Regions from separate parts of the Homo sapiens genome. Here regions 1 and 2 are each linked to region 3. The links are chromatin contacts, found by Hi-C in ENCODE. All regions are on one chromosome and are shown on one strand. The core of a region is the stretch at or near the end of the contact, and the rest is flanking DNA. Distances in the headings are between cores, read along the strand shown. Region 1 holds the start of SFSWAP (splicing factor SWAP). Region 2 holds the start of STX2 (syntaxin 2). Region 3 holds the start of SLC15A4 (solute carrier family 15 member 4).

Region 1 (4,834 bases), core at 618-3,117, 2.9 Mb after region 3:
GAAGTGGGTAGGCCCAAGGCTATACAGAGAACTGTCCTGCACAATGAAGCACCTGCATCTGTTTAGTCACTGTTCCCAGAGGTCATCATTGAGGGAATAGGGGGGCCTTCAGATCCCATTTCTGACACCAGAACTGTTAAAAGAGAAACTTTACACAAAACAAATTCGAGTTTATTCGAGCAAGAAAACAATTCATGAATCAGGCAGCATGCAGAAGCAGAAGAGGTTCAGAGAGTTCCACTCAGCAGCATGAGCAGCAAGCTTTTATAGACCCAACACGGAAGCAGAAAAATTACTTGATTGGGTTTTGGTTTGCTTGCATAGGAGCTGGTGTTACAGAGTTGATCTCAAGCTAATGGCCTCCTTATTTGCTTTAGCACCCCACACCTGAACCCAAGGGAAAGCTTGAAGGGAGCCCAGCACCGAAACAAACTAGTAAATGCCTGGGGGCAAACAACAGTGTTTTTATCAAGTAACCATGACACATACATCTTCCTCAGCAGTGGCAGAGCAGTCTTGTAGAGTTAGATAGGAAGATGATGGCCTGGCCACGCATGCTCAGCTGCTGGCCCGGCTCATTCTACAGGTATTAACCAGTATTTGGCCCACAGTGTGCTAAGCACCATTCTAGGTGCTGAGGATGCTAAGGTGACCCCAACAATGTCCCTGATCTCTTAAAGCTAATTCTGGTGGGATGCTGAACACAGGATGTAACCTAAGGTGGTGATGAGAGGTACACAGACAAATCGGAAGGCACAAGTTAGCCACCAGTGAGGGGAAACTCCAGACAACGTAGACACATAAGGCCAGGTGGAGAAATGGATGACTGAGTTAAACTTGGGTAAGGAGCCTGGCAAATGAAGACAGAAGCATGACCCAGTCAGGGGAAACCACAACAAAAGACGTTTGGTGGGAACTGCCTGTTTCTTAATTTCCAAAAATCAGTTAAAGGTTCATATACATTATCTCATTTCAACATCACTGGTAGAAAGATTCCATTTTTATGGAGAGGGGATCTGAGGCCCAGAAAGGAGACGATCTGTCATCGTTTTCCACTCAAGGGCAAACATGGGGATATCCCATCCCATCCCAAAGCCTAAGATTTTGCACTCCAGGCCCTTTGTCTGACCTGAAATTACTGAGCTAAAAGGGACCGAAAGATCCTAATGGAACCACCGATGGGAAAACTGCGGCCCAGGAGGAAACACACCAAGCAAAATTGCACCGTATCCAGGTGGCCAGTCTCCAGACTGGGGTCTCCCTGCCCCGCCAGACCATCTCCCGGCGACAAGGGTCTCAGGTTTCCGAAATCTCGCCACCCGCGAGTGATTTGCAGCGCAGGGGCCTCTGCTGCCTCGGAAACCTTCAAAGGTGGGCGGGTCGGGGACCAAGTCCCCCTAGGGATGGAGAAGGAAACGGGGCCAAGGAAAAGGACATCGCCACCCTGGGCAGAGCACGCACGGCCCCAGCGACTCGGACATGGTGAGGGGCGCGGAGGCTCGGGGTGGACCCGAGGCCTCCACACATGTGGCAGGCTGCAGCAACCCGCCACCCACGAGGACTCGCCCAAGGCCCAGAGCGCGCCGGGCCCCTCCCTCCGACTCCGTCGCCGCCCGACTGGCCGCAGCGGAAGCCGGCGCGCGATCCCACGCTGCGCTTTCGCCACGTCCTGACGGCTGCCCGATAAAACGGACATTAAAATTGCACTTTCCACTGAATACAGCAGCGCCTATTGTGGCGGCACACCTGAATGCGAAAATTAAAGCCAAAATATTTCCTAGCGGCTAAAAGAGCTCCAAGCCTAGGCGAATCTGCCGGTCCGCTCGCCGGAAATGCGGGCTCTCCTGCCGGAAGCTGCCCCTCCACCATTTTGTGGCCCGCTATGGCGGCGGTGTTGAGGTTGGGTACGGGATGCGGGGTCTTTGACTGAAGGGGTAGGCCAAGTGGAGGTATCAGGGACGTCGCGCGGCACAGAAGAGGACCAGCCTGGACGCCGGGGACGCTGTCATGTACGGCGCGAGCGGGGGCCGCGCCAAACCCGAGAGGAAAAGCGGCGCGAAGGAGGAGGCCGGGCCAGGCGGTGCCGGCGGTGGGGGCAGCCGAGTGGAGCTCTTGGTTTTCGGCTATGCCTGCAAGCTGTTCCGGGACGACGAGCGGGCCCTGGCTCAGGAACAGGGACAGCACCTCATCCCCTGGATGGGGGACCACAAGATCCTCATCGACAGGTCGGTTCCTCTCCCCACCCGTCGATCCTTCCCTTCCCTCACCCGCTTGATCTCGTCTGATGTTGACTTGACTGCAAGGACTGCAGAGAGTTTTCTGGAGCCAGCGGGGATCTGGGGGACACCCCCTCCCCTGTCCCCACCTCCTCCTGGTGTTCTGGTGGGGAGGGGGACGGTGAAACCTGCCCTAAGGCACTGGCTGGAATTGCGTGCCGCGTCCGTCTCCGGAGGGATCGTCTCTGGTCCCGCAGCCCCTCTCGACCCCTCACCCTGTCGCTGGGCTGCAGTTGGCGATTCCGCGCGGTGAAAGCAGCCAGTGCCCAGGGTCTTTTCCTGAGTGCACCTGGGCCTGCCGCCCGGCGATGCCATGGGGTCGTGCGCTGCTTTTCTACTTGCCGCGCTCTCACTGCTCGGTGTACTGGGAGGGTACCCTGGGAGGCGTGCCTTTATTCTTCCGAACCGCCGCTCACTGAGACAGTGGCTAGAAGTGTCTCTTGGACCTGTGAGTTAGCCTTAACCTGTTATGCCCCCAGAGCCCTCAGTGGAGCGCCCGTACTTTGCCGGCATGACGTTTGATTTCCCGGTGATAATCCGACGAGTTTGACAGATTGAGGTAGTGAGCAAAGTTGCCCGTCAGTTGGTGGCCACTTGACTTCGTGCGGACCCTGGCCTTGCTCTTGGAAGAGATAGTGTTCTTAGGGCTGGTTTCACTGTCTCTTAAGACTGAAGGGTGGAGCTGGGATATAGATGTGTTGTTTCTTTTCAAATCAAACCTGCTTTAGGTCGTCACTCGAGGGTGTCTAGCGATTATGGGCAGTGGGGGCCTGGGATTAGGGATTTCTAAAGGCGTTTGATTTGAAAAGGATAACATTACATGATGTAGGTGGTTTGCTCCCCTCTTTCTTCCCATTTTTTCAATCCCCCTTCCCCTCGTCTCTGGGTTTTGGGGTTGTTGTGGGGTGGTTTTTTTTCTTTTTTGCCTGTTCGGCTACTTCTGGGGCCCGGACTGAAAAGCTAACCATGACCAACCATTAAACTGTGGAATAGTCTCTCCACGTGAAGAAAGCCCATCGTTTGAGACCATTAAAACTGGATTCTTCATAGCCCTGGAGCATGACTGTAGGGATGACCTCTGAGCTGGCCAGAATGGACACATTAATGACCAAATAGGCCTTTTTCCATCCCTGACGTTTCCTTTTGGAATTAGAGCTCGAAAACGAGAACTGGTGAAGGGAGGGCCGCGGAATCAGATCATGTCTGGATCTGATGGCTCCGTGCTGTGCTCAAGCGTGCTGTGCCTTCACACCATGGTTTATATTGAATGTGTCGCCTGAGTTGTCAGGCTTGCTTTTCCAAAGTGTCACTTGTGTTATTTATCATTAAAGTTTGGTAAGCAATGAAGTCTGAGCTCTTTGTACAGTTTTCCTATCATTCTGTACATGATTTGAGTTAGGTCTTCCAAAACTGGTGGGGAGCAAACGCCGCACATGTACATGTATAATATTTTTAATAATAATCTACATTTGTAAGTTAAGGAGGTTTACATCAAAATCCAATTAATTTTGAAATTTAATGAAATGCAGTAACTTGACTACCTTGGAATTTTGGGCCTTTTTCCTGTAAATGTCTTTTTTGGTCTACATTAATATTTTTGGTTCCCATTACAAAAGTCAGCATTAAAAAAATAAGCAGACTTTTGTTTGTTTCTCTACATTTGTTTTTGAAACCCTAAACCTGAGTGTTTTAAGTAAAGTTCACTAACTCATTCATTTATTATCTGACAGTTACACGTTGACAGCATCCTCATTGAATCCTTTATGTTAAAAGCATAGCAGAAAGTGCTCCCATTACTTATTTGGCCAAACTACTGTTTGGTCCATGCAAGAGAAACATGGAAGTGTCTTCATGTATGTTATTTCCTTGAGGGTATAAAGTTCAGAAGGAAATATTGATACCATATCTTCTAATAGTTTTGCTCTGTTCCCAGTGAACCTCCTTAAACTGCATGTATATGTCACTGTTCCAATGTATGTGTGTCTCTCTATCACGTAACCCAGCACTTATTTCCTCAGCCAAGTGGCTAGGGGGCGAGCCTAGCCAAGATTTTACCTCCAATGGACGCAAGTTTCTTTGGTGAAGATCTCTCCTGAGAGTTCGGGACTAGCAGAAAGAAGCGAGGAAATTTCGACCGTTTGGTTCTTACGGATAGGTATTTATGTATTTGGTTTGTGTGAATGTAAGCTATGATATTTAACTTTTCAGAAAAAAATAATAATTTTTTGCAAGTGGCATTGAATGGTTGACCAAACCATAATGGTAAGAACTGCCAGTGAAGTGGGTACCATTTTTGCTATTAATGGATTGTTTGCCTTTAGTTATAAATGTTATCTTACTGTGGAAAGGAATTTAGAGTTTGTTAAGATAACTTGAGTTTAAAAGTAGGTGAGATATGACTATCCAAATTAAATATAAATCTGGGAAGAGTTTTTATACTTGTTTTAATATTTTTGTTTATTTTAATCGGTAAGTATGTGTGTGTATATATATATACATATATAAAACATCACACACGCACACCAGTCTAGACGTTAATTTCCTTTTATTGACCAGCT
Region 2 (4,436 bases), core at 555-3,054, 2.0 Mb after region 3:
ATGACATCCGGCTATTTTAGTAGAAACGGGGTTTTGCCATGTTGGCCAGGCTAGTCTCCAACTCCTGACCTCAAGTGGTCCACCCAACTCGGCCTCCCAAAGTGCTGGGATTACAGGCATGAGCCACTGCGACTGGCCTCCTGCTAATTTTTTAATTTTTTTCGAGAAACAGTGTCTCCCTGTGTTGCCCAAGCTGGTCTCCAATACCTGGGCTCAAGTGATGCCCCCACCCTGATCTCCCAGACTGCTGGGATTACAGGAGTGAGCCACAGCTTTTCTTCATTAAATAAATACCTGAGCTCCTACTACACGGCACTGAAAGATAATCCATCGGGCAAGACAACACAACTATAATTTGCTGTGTTTAAGATGATATTGATCTGCGGAACACAGGGAATATTTGTCCATTAATAAAAAAGGAAAAATCACCGTGAAGAAACTTCCTTGGAATGAATATAAAGCATAATTTCCATGATCCTAAGGATGAAATCATTGCCTTTCTCAACCAGAGCTCCTCATCTGAACCACAGAACACAGATAATGATTTAAGTGGCTCTTTTCTCTATTCTCCCACTCGGGGGTACATAACAGCTCCATTCTAGCAGCAGAGGAGAGAGAATAATTCATTACATGCAGTGGGTGTCGTAGGGCTGTGGGCCTTAGCACCCCTGTTCTGAGGCTGCCAACAATTTAGAGACCAGAGGCTCTATCTGTGCACACACGTAGCATGAATTAGTACCTGTATTGTAAAGGGAAAAAGTCATAACTACTTCTGCTGGCCTAAGCCGTCCTGGGTTAGACAAGCTTGGAAAGTGCACGACCATCACTATCATTCCGCTGTCACTGCACCATGCACAGTCCTGTCACCTTTACACGTGTAGAATGCATCGAAATCCTTCCAAAATTTTTAGTGACCTGCTTTTCCCTTGCTAAAGTAAACAGTAACTTGCTGTGTGCCCGGCTGCTGGGCGCGTAAGGTGCGTTCAGAGTCAACACACGGTCCCAGTTTCCAAAGCAAACTACTGGGAGATCAGACACAAGCTGCTGTTCGCGCTCGCCCCACCCCAAGCACCCAGCACTCTAAGGTGCCCACATTTCACACCCATCTGTTGCCTCCCGCTTGGTGCACAGTCCTTTGTGAAGCCCCAGGGATAAAGCAGCGACCAAGAGGACCCGGCCTGCTCCCCGGGGCTGACGCCAGCTGCGGGGACCCCGTGGGGCGGACCACAGTTAGGCCAGTGGGCTCCGGCTGGGTAAGCGCCAGATACAATCCGCCAAGCGGAGTGACGGACAGGGAGCCACGCTCGAAGAGGGGGTCGAGGCCGGGACCTTCCCCGCTCCCTCCTCCTGCCCCAACCCGCCCTGAGGACTCCGCCCAGGAAGCCCTGGGGACCCCGCCCGGAGCCCCCACCCTAGGACTCCCGGGACCCCCGCCCTGGGGACCCCACCAGCAGTCCCCGCTCAGGACTCCCTGAGACCCTGCCCGCAGCCCCCGCCCCAGAACGCCGGAGATCCCCGCCCTGGGGACCCTCCCGGAGCCCCGCCCAAGACGCCCCGAGCCCCCGCCCGCCCTCCAGACGCCGCCCCGGCCGGGCCTGAACCGCTACCCGCGGCTGCCGCTCACCGCCGTCAGGTCTGGCAGCCGGTCCCGCATCCCCGCCGGCCGGGCAGCGCGCCCCGCCGCTCAAGCCTGTCCCGAGCTGCCTCCGGCCGGGCCTCGGGCTCTCCGGTCTCCGCCTCAGGCCCCGCGGTCCCGGCCCGGCGCCAGCAGCCCTCCCTGGAGCCGGCGCTGCCACGGCAACCGCGCCCCGCGCGCTCTGCGCATGCCCGGCCCGCGCCGCGCCCCGCACCCACCCACACGGCGGCAGCGCTTTCCAGCGGGAGCCCGGAGGGGCGGGGCCTGGGGGCGGGGCCTAGGCGGGGAGGGGCGGGGTCCGGCCGAGCCCCAGGCTGGCAGTTCCGCTACACGTGCTGTTTGTCCCTTGATCTGCTTTTATGCTTTCACACTCATTGTTTTATTTATCAAAATATAGAGCATTCAACGAATAGTGACAAAAGAGCAAAGCTCCCGGAATGTGCTGGGTGCAGCTTTGGGTAATACATATGCCGAACCTTCTCTTTAAGGGTCCACGCGCAGCCTCGGGTGTGAATGAAGGAGAAGAGATCGTGTACCACACATGATGCTTACGGAGCATAACACGGCAGGGGGCGGTAACGGGAAGAGCGTCCGCAGGCCCAGCCCTGGGATACCATTCTGGCAGGAGAAACAGGCAATACAGACACAGACAAATAAATGATAGATGAGAAAAGAAAGTAAGGGCATGGGCACGGAACTGGCAGAGAGGTCGTCATGAAGGTGCAGGAGCTTAGGTGAACTACCCAGGTTGGGGGAACAGTCCCCAAGACCATTATCACCTCTGACACCAACGGCAAATTCTGGCGGTTTCCAAAACCACCTTCAAGTTCCATAATTTGCTAGAAGGAATCACAGAATACACTAAAAACTACTGTACTCACAACTATGGTTTCTTAGCAGGAAAATGATACGGATTAACATCAGCCAAGGAAGAAGGGCAGAGGGGGAGTCTGGGGATTACGGCGTGCAGCTTCAAGGTCCTCCCGTGGTCCTCTCCCTGTGTAGTCAGGCCTCATTACTTGCCCTGCACTGATGTGTGGCCTTACACACGAAGTACTGCCAGCCAGGGAAGCTCACTTGAGCCACAGTGTGCAGAACGTTTACTGGGCTCCATTGCATGTGCATGATTGATTGATTGTTTGATTGCTTTCATGCTTGATCTCAGCCTCTTGGTTAAGTGATATCCATGTAACCCTAAGCCCCCACCATAAATCACACTGTTACTCTCTGGCTAGCCGAAGACTCCCAGGCAAACAAAGATTGCCTTCCAGGAGGAGAAGGCAAGGCCAGATTTGTTTTTAAACAAGGTTAAAGTCTTTACTGCCTCCTGGAGGAGGTGGCTTTGGTCTGACCAGAAGGCAGCGCTAAGAAATCTGCTTGAGAGCAACAGGCTACACATTAAAAAACAGGACGTTTTGGACTTGGTTCTAGGTGTGATGTGGTTCTGTTACCCGATGGAAGGTCTTGACAGCCAGTTGTCCAGGTGAGTGTGGTGGCGGGCACCTGTAATCCCAGCTACTCAGGAGGCTGATGCATGAGAATTGCTTGAACCCGGGAGGTGGAGCTTGCAGTGAGCCAAGATCGCACCACTGCACTCCAGCCTGGACAGTAAAGCGAGACTCCGTCTCCAAAAAAAAAAAAAAGATATGTTTTTTCTCTCCATATCCTGAACTTCCCCACCAGAATGCCTCCTGGACCCCGCAACAGGCAAGTGCTTTTCTTTCGGCCTTCTTGCCTCTGCCACCACCATTTTAATTCTCCCTCTCTGGTAAATACTGGGCCCTCCCTCGTTTCTCCCTCTCTCCCAGTGGATTTTTCAAAAACATATGATAATATTGGCAGCAGCTGGATGGTGTTGAATTGGCAACCAAAACTTTTTGTTTGTTTGTTTGTTTGTTTGAGACAGAGTCTTATTCTGTCTCCCAGACTGGAGTGCAGTGGCATGGTCATAGTCCACTGCCGCCTTGAACTCCTGGGCTCAAGTAATCCTCCCACCTCAGCCTCCAAAAGCACAGGGACCACAGACATGAGCCCACCATGCCCAACCTCAAAACTTTCCTTATCCTGCCAGAGAAAAAAAATGAAGTTGTGAATAATCGTTGTGGGAATTCAGGGACCCTGAATGGAGGGACCGGCTGAAGCCATGGAAGAAGAACATAAATTATGAAGATTTCATGGACATTTATTAGTTCCCCAAATTAATACTTTTATAATTTCTTATGCCTGTCTTTACTGTAATCTCTGAACATAAATTGTGAAGATTTCATGGACACTTATCACTTCCCCAGTCAATACCCTTGTGATTTCCTAGGCCTGTCTTTACTTTAATCTCTTAATCCCATCATCTTCGTAAGCTGAGGAGGATGTATGTCGCCTCAGGACCCTGTGATGATTTTGTTAACTGCACAAATTGTTTGTAGAGCATGTGTGTTTGAACAATATGAAATCTGGGCACCTAGAAAAAAGAACAGGATAACAGCAATGTTCAGGGAACAAGAGAGATAACCTTAAACTCTGACTGCCGGTGAGCCAGGCGGAACAGAGCCGTATTTCTCTTCTTTCAAAAGCAAATGGGAGAAATATTGCTGAATTCTTTTTCTCAGCAAGGAACATCCCTGAGAAAGAGAAAGCATCCCTGAGGGTAGGCCTCTGAAATGGCCGCTTTGGGGGTGGCTGGGCATGGTGGCATGTGCCTGTAGACTACTCAGGAGGCTGAGGCAGGAGGATTGCTTGAGCCCAGGAGGTTAAGGCTGAAGTGAGCTGTGACTGTGCCACTGCACTCCAGCCTGGGCAACAGAGT
Region 3 (4,491 bases), core at 1,333-3,832:
AGGGGCAGGCAGTTCACATTTTGAGTTCTATGAGACATCTCGTCTCCATCACAGTTACTCAATTCTGCCACTGCTTAGTGAAAGCAGCCCCAGTGTAGTGGCTGTGTTGCAGAAACAGGTGGGGCTATGTTCCAATAACGCTTTATTTATGGAGATTGAAATTTGATTTTCATAAAATTTTCACTGGTCACAAATGATCCCGTTTCCGACCACTTAAAAATGTAAGAACTAGCTGGGCGCCGTGGCTCATGCCTGTAACCCCAGCACTTTGGGAGGCCGAGGCAGGCAGATCACAAGGTCAAGAGATCAAGACCATCCTGGCCAACACGGTGAAACCCCGTCTCTACTAGAAATACAAAAGTTAGCTGGGCACAGTGGCGTGCACGTGTAGTCTCAACTACTCAGGAGGCCGAGGCAGGAGAATCGCTTGAACTCAGGAGGTGAAGGTTGCAGTGAGCTGAGATCGCGCCACTGCACTCCAACCTGGCAACAGAGCGAGACTCCGCCTCAAAAAAAAAAAAAAAAAAGAAAGAAAGAAAATATTAAGAACCATTCTTAGCTTGTGAATCCTCAGAAAATAAGAAGCAGACCTGACCTGCTACCCCAGCTGTAGTGCCTGCTCTGCACAAATCACTCCCTGCTGGAACCCAGTAAAGCTCTCGACTGTATCCCCAACGCTTTAACACTCCTCACATGATCCGGCCCCAGCCTTCCACCTCACTTCCCACTTTTTTTTATATTTTCTGAAACGATCTGACTTTGCTATTGCTCTTAAAGGCGGCCTATTCTGCATATAATACTTGGTGGCCACGTCCTTGCCCCTCCTGAAGAGCTGCAGTGGTTCCTCCCTCACTTCTTGGCAGTTACAGTTGCAGGGGAGCAGCTTGATGCTAACTTGATTCAAACTCATTTTCATCTGAGCTTTCCGACCCAACCTAGCCCGTAACTCCTTTAAAGCCACGAAGACGCAATATGAGTGTTTTCCCACTTCTTTGTAAAGGAAGCTAAGGCAACAACGGGGGCTTCCCCTTCCCTCAGCTTCCTGGCCCAGGGCCCTGCACCTGCGAATCCCCATGTCTGGAAAGCTCCTCAAACAACTGCTCTTTCCTAGCCTTCTGGTCTGAACTTACAGGGCCTGAACATAGAAGGGTCCCGTTCATTTATTTTTTATTTATTTATTTATTTTTATTTGGAGACAGAGTCTCGCTCTGTCGCTCAGGCTGGAGGAGTGGAGTGGCGCGATCTCGGCTCATCGCACCTCTGCCTCCCGGGTGCAAGCGATTCTCCTGCCTCAGCCTCCCGACTAGCTGAGAGAACAGGTGCCCGCCACCACGCTCGGCTAATTTTTGTATTTTTAGCCAGGCTGGTCAGGCTGGTCTCGAACTCCTGACCTTAGGTGATCCACCCACCTCGGCCTCCCAAAGTGTTGGGATTACAGGCGTGAGCCACTGCGCTCAGCGTATTTTTTAAATTTTATTTATTTATTTTTTTGAGGTGGGGTCTCACTCTGTTACCCAAGCTAGAGTGCACTGGTGTGACCCTAGCTCACTGCAGCCTCCGAAACTCGTAGGCTCAAGGAATCCTCCTTTCTCTGCTAGGACTACAGGTGTGCGCCTCCACGGAGGGCAAATTTTTAAATTTTGGTAGAGATGAGGTCTCACTGTGTTGCCCAACCTGGTCTCAAAGTCCTGGGCTCAAGAGATCCTCCCGCCTCGGCCTCCCAAAGTGCTGGAATTACAGGCGTGAGCCACCGCGCCCGGCCTCTCTTTTCTTTAAAGCCACTGTGGCCATCACTGTGTGTGTAGACCTCACCCCGCCCCAGGCAAACCCCTTCCAGCACCCATCACACCGGTACCTCCAGTCTTGGCCCACCTGCTGGCGGGATTCCTCGGCACTAGACAGAAGCCCCCCGGGGCAAGGGGCTCCCTCCGCGGTCAGAGGCAGGGACTGGGGCAGGGGAAGAGGCTGGGGCTGGGCAGGGGCTGGACAGGGACAGGGACAGCGCGCGGGGGCGCGGCTCACCTGGTCGGCGCCGAAGGGCGTGATGTTGGCCTTGACGGTGGCCACGCCCAGGCCCACCAGCACCAGCCCCGCGAAGGTGGCCGGTGAGCAGCAGCGGGCGGCGGCGTCGGGACCAGGCGCCGTGCAGTTGAGCAGGCGCGCGGAACCGCAGAGCGCGGCTCGCGTGGCGGGCGCGGCCAGCAGCGGGAAGGCCAGCATGCCCAGCAGGTAGAGCGCCAGGCTCAGCAGGATGGCGCGCGCCCGGCCCAGCCGCGCGTCGGCCAGCCAGCCTCCGAACGGCGAGCCCAGGTAGGTGAGGCCCATGAAGAGCAGCAGCGCCTCGCTGGCCTGCGCGCCCTCCCAGCAGAACGGCGCCCCGTTCAGGAATAGCACCAGGTTGGACGTGATGCCGTAGAAAGCGGCGCGCTCCAGCAGCTCCGTCAGCAGCACGGCCCCGCACGCCGCGCGCCGGCCCGCGAACGCCCCAGCCGCCGCCGCGGCCGCCGCCGCCCGCCGCGCGCCCAGCAGCGGCGCCCGCTCGCCCGCACCGCCCCCAGAGCCCTCCATGCGACGCCGCCAGCTGCCTCGCCCCGCCGCCGGGTCACCTGTCCCAGAACCCAGGGCCGCCGCCCTTCTCGCGAGACTGCCGGGCCTGAGATGTCCCTATTGGGCGGGCTCGCCGCTGCTCAACGCCCCACTCGCCGGAACTTCCGGCCCCGCCCCGGGCACTAGGCGAGGAGGTGGCCGGTATTCTGGATCACTGCGTGTCTTGGGGAGCTTGGGATTCCGCAGCTTGGCGGCCGAGAGCCTTTGTTTGCCTTTTTGAGACAGGGTTTCCCTCTCTCGCCCAGGCTGGAGCGCAGTCATGCGGTTACGCCTCACTGCAGCCTCAGCTTCCCAGGATCAAGCGGCCCTCCCACCTCAGCCTCCCGGGTAGCTGGGACCGCAGGCGCTCGCCGCTGCCTGTGGCTAATTTTTAAACAGTTTTTTGAAATGGGGTCTCGCTTTGTTGCTCAGGTTGGTCTCGAACTCCTGGCATCAAGCGTTCCTCACGTCTCAGCCTCCCATAGTGTTGGAATTACGTGCATGAGCCACTGCAGGCAGTCGGACTAAGGGAGTTTAAACAAAGAAGCCGGAGCCTGGCCCTCTTCGGGCTTCGGTGGGGCCCAGTAGGCAGCCAAAACTCACACTGAGACGGCGGCTGCTCTCCAGGCGGGTTTGCTCAGGCTGCCCCCGTGCTCCCTGCCCTGGGCTTCAGTCCTGGAGAGGACCCGGTTTCTCAACCCGTGCATCGTTGGCACTTTGAGCGACGGGACTGTCCTGTGCGTTGCACGATGTTCAGCAGCAGCTTTGGCCTCTGCTATCCACTAGGGGCCAGTTCCACCCCCTAGCACCTCAGGTTAACAACCGAAAATGTCTTCTAGACTTTGCCGAAGGACTCCTGGGGGCAAATACGCCCCCATTGAGACTCACTGGCTTAGAACAAGGCAAGCTCCAGCCTGTTTCAGGCTTTCCCAGAGACTGCCCCTACACCATCTATGGTTGCATGGCTGGCTTCTCATCCTTCAACCTTCCACCGAAGTGTTGACTTCAGAGAAACATTTTTTTCACTAGCCTGTCCAAGGCCCGAGTATCCCATTCCATCATGTTACTCTTTTCTCCTTATTACCTGTTACATTTTTTAATTTATTCGTTTATCTCCCCAACCTGCATGTGTTAACAGGTGTAAGCTTCCTGATGGCAGGATTCTCTTGTGTTTTGTTCCTCACTGTGCCCCCTGCCTCTGGGACAGCGCCTGGCACATAGTGGAGTGAAAGAGTGCCGCCCAAAAATGGCCCTCAGCATGGCTTCAGAAATTGAGACCCCGGCCTGGGATGGTGGCTCACGTCTACAATCCCAGCACTTTGGGAGGCCGAGGCGGACGGATCACGAGGTCAAGAGATCGATACCATCCTGGCCAACATGGTGAAACCCCGTCTCTACTAAAAATACAAAAATTAGCTGGGCGTGGTGGCAGGCGCCTGTAGTCCCAGCTACTCAGGAGGCTGAGGCAGGAGAATCGCTTGAACCAGGGAGGCAGAGGTTGCAGTGAGCCGAGATTGTGCCACTGCATTCCGGCCTGGTGACAGAGTGAGACTTCGTCTCAAAAAAAAAAAAAAAGACAAAAAAAAAAGAAATTGAGACCCCGGCCTGGGATGATGGCTCACGCCTATAATCTCAGCACTTTGGGAGGCTGAGGCAAGAGGATTGCTTGAGCCCGGGAGGTAGAGGCTGCATTCAGCAGTGAGGGCATCACTGCACTCCAGCCTGGGTGACATAGTGAGACCCTGTCTCAAAAAAAAAAAAAAAAAAAGGCAAGAAAGAAAGGAATCGTGATCCACAGCTGCTGCAATGATTCAATTAGTGTAAGACCACCTCCTCTTCCTTCATCATTCCCTCCAGCTAAGATGAGGGTGGAGCCAGTAGCTGGGAAGTTGGCTTGCCAGTAGG

The links. Hi-C counts contacts between places; a loop is a spot of excess contacts on that map. Pooled maps may share reads with other maps.
Region 1: a loop to region 3 is called in a pooled map, with 4 times the contacts of the local background. The contact joins the promoter of SFSWAP here to the promoter of SLC15A4 in region 3. A Hi-C loop is called at or near these places in 10 of 50 pooled maps.
Region 2: a map of IMR-90 shows a loop between it and region 3 (12-fold over the local background). The contact joins the promoter of STX2 here to the promoter of SLC15A4 in region 3. A Hi-C loop is called at or near these places in 1 of 168 maps with a recorded cell type or tissue (IMR-90), 1 of 37 single-sample maps with no recorded cell type and 8 of 50 pooled maps.

The regions. Positions count from the first base shown.
Region 1 is chr12:131,709,223-131,714,056 of GRCh38, forward strand. SFSWAP (splicing factor SWAP) reads left to right here and starts at 1,868. Exons shown (of 18, transcript NM_004592.4): 1 at 1,868-2,225. The coding sequence starts at 2,008. RefSeq lists enhancers at 1,423-1,512, 1,653-1,942, 2,033-2,102.
Region 2 is chr12:130,837,446-130,841,881 of GRCh38, forward strand. STX2 (syntaxin 2) reads right to left here and starts at 1,805. Exons shown (of 11, transcript NM_194356.4): 1 at 1,625-1,805. The coding sequence starts at 1,654. RefSeq lists silencers at 1,369-1,428, 1,499-2,008.
Region 3 is chr12:128,821,376-128,825,866 of GRCh38, forward strand. SLC15A4 (solute carrier family 15 member 4) reads right to left here and starts at 2,583. Exons shown (of 8, transcript NM_145648.4): 1 at 2,023-2,583. The coding sequence starts at 2,568. LOC124903083 (a long non-coding RNA gene) reads left to right here and starts at 2,569. Exons shown (of 2, transcript XR_007063602.1): 1 at 2,569-4,491. RefSeq lists enhancers at 594-713, 774-853, 2,334-2,493.